Regions from separate parts of the Mus musculus genome. Here region 2 is linked to region 1. Evidence: chromatin contacts called from ENCODE Hi-C or POLR2A ChIA-PET data. All regions are on one chromosome and are shown on one strand. The core of a region is the stretch at or near the end of the contact, and the rest is flanking DNA. Distances in the headings are between cores, read along the strand shown.

Region 1 (4,271 bases), core at 437-2,936:
AAATTCATTATTTTTATCATTCTTTTTTTTCGTTACTGCTTGTTTGTTTGTTTCTTTGCTTGCTTGCTTGCTTGCTTGCTTGCTTGTTTTTGAGCCAGAGTGTACTCTATCTATCCTGGAACTCACTGGATAGACCAGGCTAGCCTTGAACTCAGAGATCCATCTGCCCCTGCCTCCCAGATGCTGGGATTAAAGATGTGTGCCACCACAGCCGGCATATTTTTATGATTCATAAAGATATACTAAGGAATTTTCAAAAGCCTTTACATTCCTCTTCTATACCACAGTTAACTGCGGGAAGAAATGTCTCAAGTATATCATAAGAGCACTTTTTTTTTCCATCTACAAACACAGACTTGGCATATCCTGAGTAGAGCCTAAAATTAAGTTAGAATTTTCCACTCTCAATTGATTTCGTACTTATAAAATAATATCCTAGCCTTAATTTCTAATCAAAGTTTATTGGAATACAGTTTAAAAATTATGTCTAACTTTTCTCAAAAGTGGGATGTTCTAGAAACTAATTTCACTTTGATTTAACTACTTATAGTTTTACTTTGTTAAAGTACTGCATTAGCGTTTTAAAATAATAATCTATAGCACTCATAAACACATTTTCACATTGCATGATTATCTATTTGTCTGGTCCAGTCCCATCAGCTGCTTTTAGGAATCACTGTTTTCTATTCCCAGAGGATTACTAGAAGAGAAAGTGATTCTGTAATCAAATACTATACATCCAATCGTATTAGTTCCCCAGAAGAACAGAAAAAAGTTCTCCCAAAGTTGGCTCTCTTGACCTACTCACATCCCCGCCTAGTTTTGCTGTTAAACCACAGTAATCACCAATCCCATTCTGCCTCTTCTGCTTTATTCTTCATGAACCAGCTCACCCCACAGTGGTCCACAGTAGCCTCTCCATCCTCACACCCAGATTACTCATCCTGTCTCATTCATGAGCATCTAGAACCGTCTACCTCTGCTTCTGGGGCATCCAGGGTGTCAGCGAATATAGCCCTCTCTTACATGGGGCTATGCTCATTTCCACGGAATAGTCAGGACCTGTGTAGATGCCTGCACAGTCAATCTAACGGCAGATGCAGGAACAGGATGAAGATGATGTAAAGGATTGAATGGTTGCAATGTTAAGAACAGCATCAAATTCAGAGGGTGTAGAGATGAAAATCTGGGGAAGAGTGCTTGCTGCACAGTATGAGGACCTGGGCTGAGATCCTAGTGCTCAAGTTAAAAGCTATGCATAACTAATGCGGATGCTGAGAGCCCCAACACAGTGGACAAGCTGAGACAGGAAGATCACTGGAGCTTGCTAGCCACCAGTCCAGTTCCAGGATCAGTAAGAGGCCCTGTGCAGAGGCATAAGGCAGAGAAAGGCAAACAGGACAGGTTCCTGGTTTCCAAAAGAGTGCATACTGGTGACACAGCTGCATACACATGTGTGCATACATCAGACACATACATATGCATGAAATAGGCATACATATAAGTATTCATTTATAATTAAGATACAAAAAGAATGGGTTATGAAAATCACATGACAGTAAATGACCCAAACATCGCTTAAAAGTACAGAAGGATCCTTGAACTCAGACAAAGTAAGCCTTCTCATTAAAAGGCTGCTTCCTCATTGGCTTATGACAAAATACGAGCGCAATTTCCTGTCCCCACAACACTGCTGGTTTCTCTTCTTGATACAAGCAGATTTGCCAGCCTCCTCAGTCAAGAGAAGCATCCCTCCAGAAACAGGGGTGAGTATGAGATTAAAACCTAGAACAAGATTTCAAAGTAGATAGTATACTTTTTAGCATAATGATCAACAATGTAACATTTCCTCTGGTTTGGGCTTTGTGAGTGTAACAAGATCAAGTTTTGTGAGAGAGATGCAAATGAGGAAGACACATGGTTTCTTCTACTTTGAGCAGTGGTATGGGGATGTCAGAACTCAAACTTAGAACTGGTTAGGTGATGATATAGGTATAACAAAGGGGACCATGTGTGCTCAGCGCTCTCCTCGGGATGCAGTGTGTTGGCAAACTGATGGTTTAGAAAGAATCTCTACCATCCTGGACAGGAAAGCTACCTGCTATTATCTCCCCACCAGTGCACGAGTCTAGGAATAGCTTTTACATTCATCGGAAATCATGTGAGGTTAGAAAATTGTGTTTCCAGCATCATTAAGCATCCGTTGTAACTAATTGTTAACAAATAACTGTCATAGTACCGGAGACATGTGGAGACCTGATAGGCAGCAAGCATGCTTTAGGTGAAAGTGTTTCTGTAATGCTGTATGCAAGCAATTTGCTTTTAGCTATCGTCATCAATTATTCATATTACTTTTAGAGCTACACCATAGATTGTCTTTTTCGCGCTTCGTAAAATTGAAACTTAGATCATTTGTATTTTGAGGGAGGGTGGCAAAAATTCTCAAAATTTCACTAAAGCATCCTAAATAATATTTGGAAAGATACGGGAATAATATGTTCTGTATATCCTTTTTTTAGATGCATTTTTCATTGACTTAACTAGAGCTATCTGCAATGCTGGCTTGGCATCACAGGTACAAGATCCCTAGGCTAGCCTGTGATGTGCTTGCCGGACAGTCAAGGATGACTTCCTTTTAGGAAATCTGTGGGGCAGCGGAAGGAAAAGCAGTACACTGCAGACGCTAACATATGGTGAAGGCTTTGCCTGTGCTCCCCTCTTGGCCCCACAGGGCATCTCATTTAATTCTCACAGCAACCCCATGGCCTGAGCACTAACTTACAGGAGAGGAAACAAACTTAGAAAAACCACAGATTCTTCCCCCCCTCCCGCCCCCCTAAGAACTTTGAGAACCTTTCCAAAAGCAACCACAAGCACATACTGCTGCCCCTGTTACTCAACAGACACGATGCTATCTGCTTCATCAAGCTCCCCTGGCTGGTTGGTGGCTGGCTGCTCTCAGCAAGGCAGGAAGTACTTTTATAGCTAAAACAGGAATTTATCCTGTTGAGAACTCTAAAACCTCACTAAAATAATTTTCTCTGTCTTTGCTTTTGTAGAAACAAACATGTACTCGCTTAGTAACACACCACTGCCTGCCCTTCCATTCTTAGTCCTATCTCAAGAGAGGAGACCTTTATAGCCTAGGTGTTTTCCCCTAGGGTGTATAAGTCTACCCAGTGGTGTGATGCTGACATTCATCAGAGCCCCCTCCTTAGCAGCTTATGCAGGTCCTTCCCTTCTTGTGGTTCAGATCATAGAGTTTCATTTTCTGTCTTCACCAAGAACCTTTAAAGGTTTCTTCAAGAACCGAGAAGGTTTTTCTGAGTGGTAGTTACCAGTAAATGCTAGGTTTTGCTCTGTTGATGAAATACGATTATAGGATGACAGCCATTATCTTGGAATACAGAAATGTGAACAGTCTGTCATCTGGTTTCAGTGCTTGCCATTGATCAGCCCTCTGTCAGTCTGAAACGTGTCCTTCGTACATAATCCATCTTTCTTCCCCGTCACTTCCCCACCCCCCACCACCTTAGCTTTGGGTCTCTGCGGTTTGATCACTAAGTACAGACGTTTCACTTTGTCACAGCTGACACTAGGCTTCATCATTCATGGGGCTTCATGTCCCTCATAAGTTCCAGAAATCAGTCAGCCGTTGGATTTACGCACGTTGCTTTCCGCTGACCTCCCTTTTCTTCCCGTACGGGGCTCCCGTTACCCGTGTACTGACCACTCCACTTATCTCTCCTGTTTCCCTTTTCCTTTTACACTGGTAACTTTTTTCCCTGATTTCTTTAGTTTCCTTGTCCAACGTTCTCTTCCGAGGACTTTTTTACTATTACATTTTATTCAACAAAGTCTACTCTAATTTTTAGAGAAAAAAAATATGACTTTTCAGTTTTGGCATTCTCTCTCTCCTCACTCCTTCCTCTCCTTTTTCTGAGACATGCTTTCTTTCTATAGCGCAGGCTGTTTGTAAATCCATGGTAATTCCCTAAGCCACCTCTTCCCAGACACTGGGGTTGCAGGCAGGAGCTATCACACGCAGCTATCTTTCTTTCTCTTTCGTTCACCACGTGTTCTGATCCCATCTTTTATCTCTTAGGGGCTGATTAATTACGCACGATTTGTGTTACGTGTGCTTCCCTTTATCGCTAAAGCTTTTGTGCTCCTAGGTCTCTTAGATTTCCCCTTCACGTATTGTTTTAATCTTTATTTTATTTATTTACATTTCAAAAGTTCTTCACCCCATCCCCCCTGGCCCCTGACCT
Region 2 (4,096 bases), core at 920-3,419, 360 kb after region 1:
CTTGCTCCTCAAGGCTTGCTCAATTTGCTTTTCTACACAATCCAAAGCCATATTACAAAATATTTTTTATTCATCTAATGTAGTTGTACTCTTGGAGGCTAACTGCTGGATAAACTCACCCTTGCTAGGTCTTTCTGAACTCCAGATGGCTGGTTTAACTCAGCTATTCTGGCTCAAACTCCTCCCTCACCAAGATGACTGATTCAAACTGGCTTCTCTCAGCTTCTCACTGAATTGCTCTGTTTGGCTTCAAACTAACTCTGGCAATTTATTCTAATCTTCTTGATCCTTCTCTGGCTTTACCTGCCTCTGTGGACCTGCACTGAACTGCATAAACTCACGAATGAACTCCAATCCACTTCACCACGCTCACTGCACTGACCCCAACTGACTGAATTTAACTACACTGACTCACTGACCTGCCCTTTCAAACATGCTCCTTCCTTCTGTAAACTAACCTTACTTTTATTGCTTGGGATTAAAGGGGTGTACTCAAGGTGTGTCTATTCCAGCCAGAGTAGCCATGTTGCTGGATTGAAATTCCTCTATATGAGCTGCCTAGAGATAGCACTGTCCACAGAGTTCTATAAACGAGCAGAACCCAACAGGATGTGTGTGTGTGTGTGTGTGTGTGTGTGTGTGTGTGTGTGTGTGTACTTATTAAGTCAGCTTACAAATAGCAAATACAGCTGAATTACAGCTGAGAGGCTGAGAACTCAGTAGTTTCTTCATCCTTGAGTGCCTCTGTAGTCAGAGTAACTCCCCCACCCCCACCCCCACCCCATGGTGCCCATCTCTCACTGGGGAGGCTGGCATAGTTGCTCTGTCCACAAGGCTGGATGCCTCAGCTGTCCTGATCTGGTGAAAAAAAAACCTGAAAGAGAGAGCTGCTGAACCTTAGATCCTGATAGAAAACTAAAAAGAACTGATTCTGGTGTGGAAGGATTCAACCACAGCAGCAGAAGAAAGCAACTTGAGGAAAGGACAAGCCAGAAGAGGTGAATTTCAGCCATGACCGTTTACATCTGGACTGCTAGTAGATGATAACACCTTCAATCAGAGTGGGTCTTCAAAATCAAAATTTATCTATTTATTTATTTATTTATTTATTTATTTATTTATTTAATGCATATGAGTACACCATTGCTCTCTTCAGATATACCAGAAGAGGACATCAGATCCCATTACAGATGGTTGTGAGCCAACATCTCAGGACCTCTGGAAGAGCAGTCAGTACTCTTACCCGCTGAGCCATCTCCCCAGCCCCTTCCAAATCATTTAAGGAAATCCGGAAAGCCTCCCTATTCTGGAGGTTCTAACTTTCACTAGGGTGCCATAAAAACCAACCATAATATCTAGACGCTCAAAGTTCAGCAAATCTGGCTCGGAATCCAGTATGCTTTCTGTGACTACAGAGGTTCTCAAATGGGATGTAGTTTCCTCCTCAGGCAACCTTTGGCAATACCTAGTGACATTTTTGGTTGCAATTAGGTTGCAATTAATGGGTTGTGGTCTTCTAGTGGGCAGAGCCCAGGAATACTGCTATATGATACCACAACAAGGACTTATCCATCCAGCCTAAAAGTTCAAGAACGGGTTGCTGAAAAGCCTAGCGGGACAGAATGCTTTCTGCACTCCCTCTACCCCGTTCTGCTCTTATTTCCATGGATACACAATTAACTACTGCAAAAATAAACAACTCGCAGAAAGCAGCGGAATACATCCACACTTTTCTCACTGCCTTCTTCCATTCAAAATGAACCGATCTTTGTGGCTTTAAAGATAAAGGGAGAGCGAGTGCAGGAGCTGAGGAACTCAGTAGGCAGAAAGGAAATTCACACTAATTGCAATGCTTACAATACAAACTTGGGGTTTGGGGCGGGGGGGGGGGGAGTAGCTGCATTAGATAACTGCTGTGTCAAAAGCGCTTGCGCTGCAAGCTTGGGGACTTGAGTTCGAATCACAGGCATCCAAGTTAAAAGTGCTGGCAGAAGCAGATATGACTCTCTTTCCGGACAGTTCACTCTGGATAACTGCCAGGATCCCAGAACAACAGATTGGGACCCGTGGCCATCCTCCCGCCGGCTGCTGGCACTTTCGGTAAGCAGGAGTGCCTGGGGGCGTGGGCGGGGCGGGGCCTAGGAGCACAGGTCCCTGTGTTGTGACGTCATAATCTGCAGCCGCGGAGCTCGCCCTTAGCAACCGCCCTGGCGACTGTCGCTGTGACCCTTTGCGCCCCCGCGGTCCTGGTCTTTTCCTTTTCACCTCCGCTGCGGGGGAGCTCGGCTTCATCCCAGTAAGAACCAAGGGGATACAACCGCGGAGGCCGCAGGAGGACTAAGCATGGATGGCAGCCGGAGAGGTAAGGGACTGCGCGGGTCCAGGCTGCCCATGGCCTTTAAGGTTGCCTGCCACCTCCTTCAGTGTCGCAGGGTAATGGCTGGAACTAGAAACGCCCTGAGCTCAGGGAGGCCCCGCATGCCCGGCTCTTTGATTTACTGCCTGACATCCATCCCCTGATCCTGGGACCCTGCAGCCTGTATCACTTGGGTATCTTCTAGGCGGAATACTAGCCTGGTCTTTGAAATCTAACCTGAGCCCCAGATCAGGCCGGCTGCTTTCACAGAAACGGCGCTCAGTTTGCTCATCTTGAAGGTAGTGGGTAAATACCCATGCCACGGAGTTCTTGGGGGTTAAGTGCAGATAATATACAGCAAGCTCCTGGTGCATTTTAAGTACATGAAATCTTCCACTCCCTCCCTCCTTCTCTCCCTCCCTCCAGAACTGACTCACCCAGAGCTGGTTATAATTCAGTGGCTCCAAGGTAGGAGCTGGGATACTGCATTTGTAATAAACTTCCAATGTGGCTGGTCATTGGACTGAATGTTTAATAGCAAAAGACTACCTTTGAATCGACCTGCTAATGATTAATTAAGCCTTGCTTTCATCTTGCATGCACCTTTATTCTACAATAATTTCATCAAAATAAGTGTTCTGCTTAGCATACAAGGTTGGGGGGGGGGGAGGATATTCAGACACCATCCCAACCTAAGCTCTAGAGGAAAACACACCAAATGCTGTTATGGTCTTCAGAAATGGTTACAAAATAAACTTTAAACCTTTGCAGTGTTCCACCCGTAACCCAACACTTGTTTACACACAAATCCTGTTAAATGGGTATTATTCATATTTTGAAATGAATAAAACAAAAGATTATAAATAATTCCCCTAGTGTCATGGTTGGTCACAGAACAAGCCCCAGACTAAGAAGCTAAAACCCTCAAGTTCTTTTACTTACATTTGTTTAGTAATAGACTTAGTGAGGTTTTAGTGTTTATTTTTAAATGAGGTGACAAATGTAAATGGGTTTATACTTTTAGGTGGCTTCAGTTTTAGCCCATAACATATATCAATAACATCGTTCCTGGTATAAATGTTATATTCAATAAGTATCTGGGCTAGTTTTTATATACTAAATTATAAGTAACCATTCATTTAGTTGAAACCTCAATGCTTAATTTTAGTTTAAAGTAACCGTCTTAGATTCTATTAGTTCCCTCAGCTACTTCAGAATATTAGATACTAAAGATACCCAAGGGGGAAAACGTTCCTCCCTTCCTCACAGTAAGCAAATGCTTTTGTGAGGTCAGCCTTCAAGAGTGTGATACGGCAGAAAGCCATCAGCTTGAAGAACAACTGGTCTTGTATCTAGTCTCTGATAGCAACTAGTGAGGTCTTGTATCTAGTCTCTGATAGCAACGAATGAGGCGTCCTGACAGTTACTTTACGTTGCCAAGCCTTAGTTGTTGAAAAATGGGGAGCTAGGCTTGATCACCTTTAAGGCTCTATTTCCAGTGTCTGACGGGAGGAAGGAGAAAGGGGAAAAAATGAGACTATTGGTCCACCATTCATTGTATATCAGCAACCTGTGCTGGAAAAACAGGAGGAGACAACCTGTTGGGACAGCCAACTGAGAAGAGCTTGGGAAAGGTTTTTTAATCTGTCATTCCCTTGGAAATACCTTTAAAAGTGACCTATTCCTAAAATTGCAGAAATGTTGGGAAAGTACTGAAACACCATTTTTTTTTCCTCAGTG

Evidence for each region. A loop is a pair of places that touch in the nucleus more often than their neighbours do. ChIA-PET counts read pairs that join two places held with the same protein, here RNA polymerase II (POLR2A).
Region 2: a loop to region 1 is called in a map of heart, with 2.9 times the contacts of the local background. The contact joins the promoter of Spata7 here to the promoter of Gpr65 in region 1. A Hi-C loop is called at or near these places in 11 of 37 maps with a recorded cell type or tissue (T-helper 17 cell, heart and left cerebral cortex). POLR2A ChIA-PET finds 5 or more read pairs at or near these places in 1 of 5 experiments (Patski).

What each region holds. Positions count from the first base shown.
Region 1 is chr12:98,266,949-98,271,219 of GRCm38, forward strand. Gpr65 (G-protein coupled receptor 65) reads left to right here and starts at 1,687. Exons shown (of 2, transcript NM_008152.3): 1 at 1,687-1,766.
Region 2 is chr12:98,625,973-98,630,068 of GRCm38, forward strand. It overlaps Spata7 (spermatogenesis associated 7), which reads left to right and starts at 2,170. Exons shown (of 11, transcript NM_001289572.1): 1 at 2,170-2,362. The coding sequence starts at 2,344.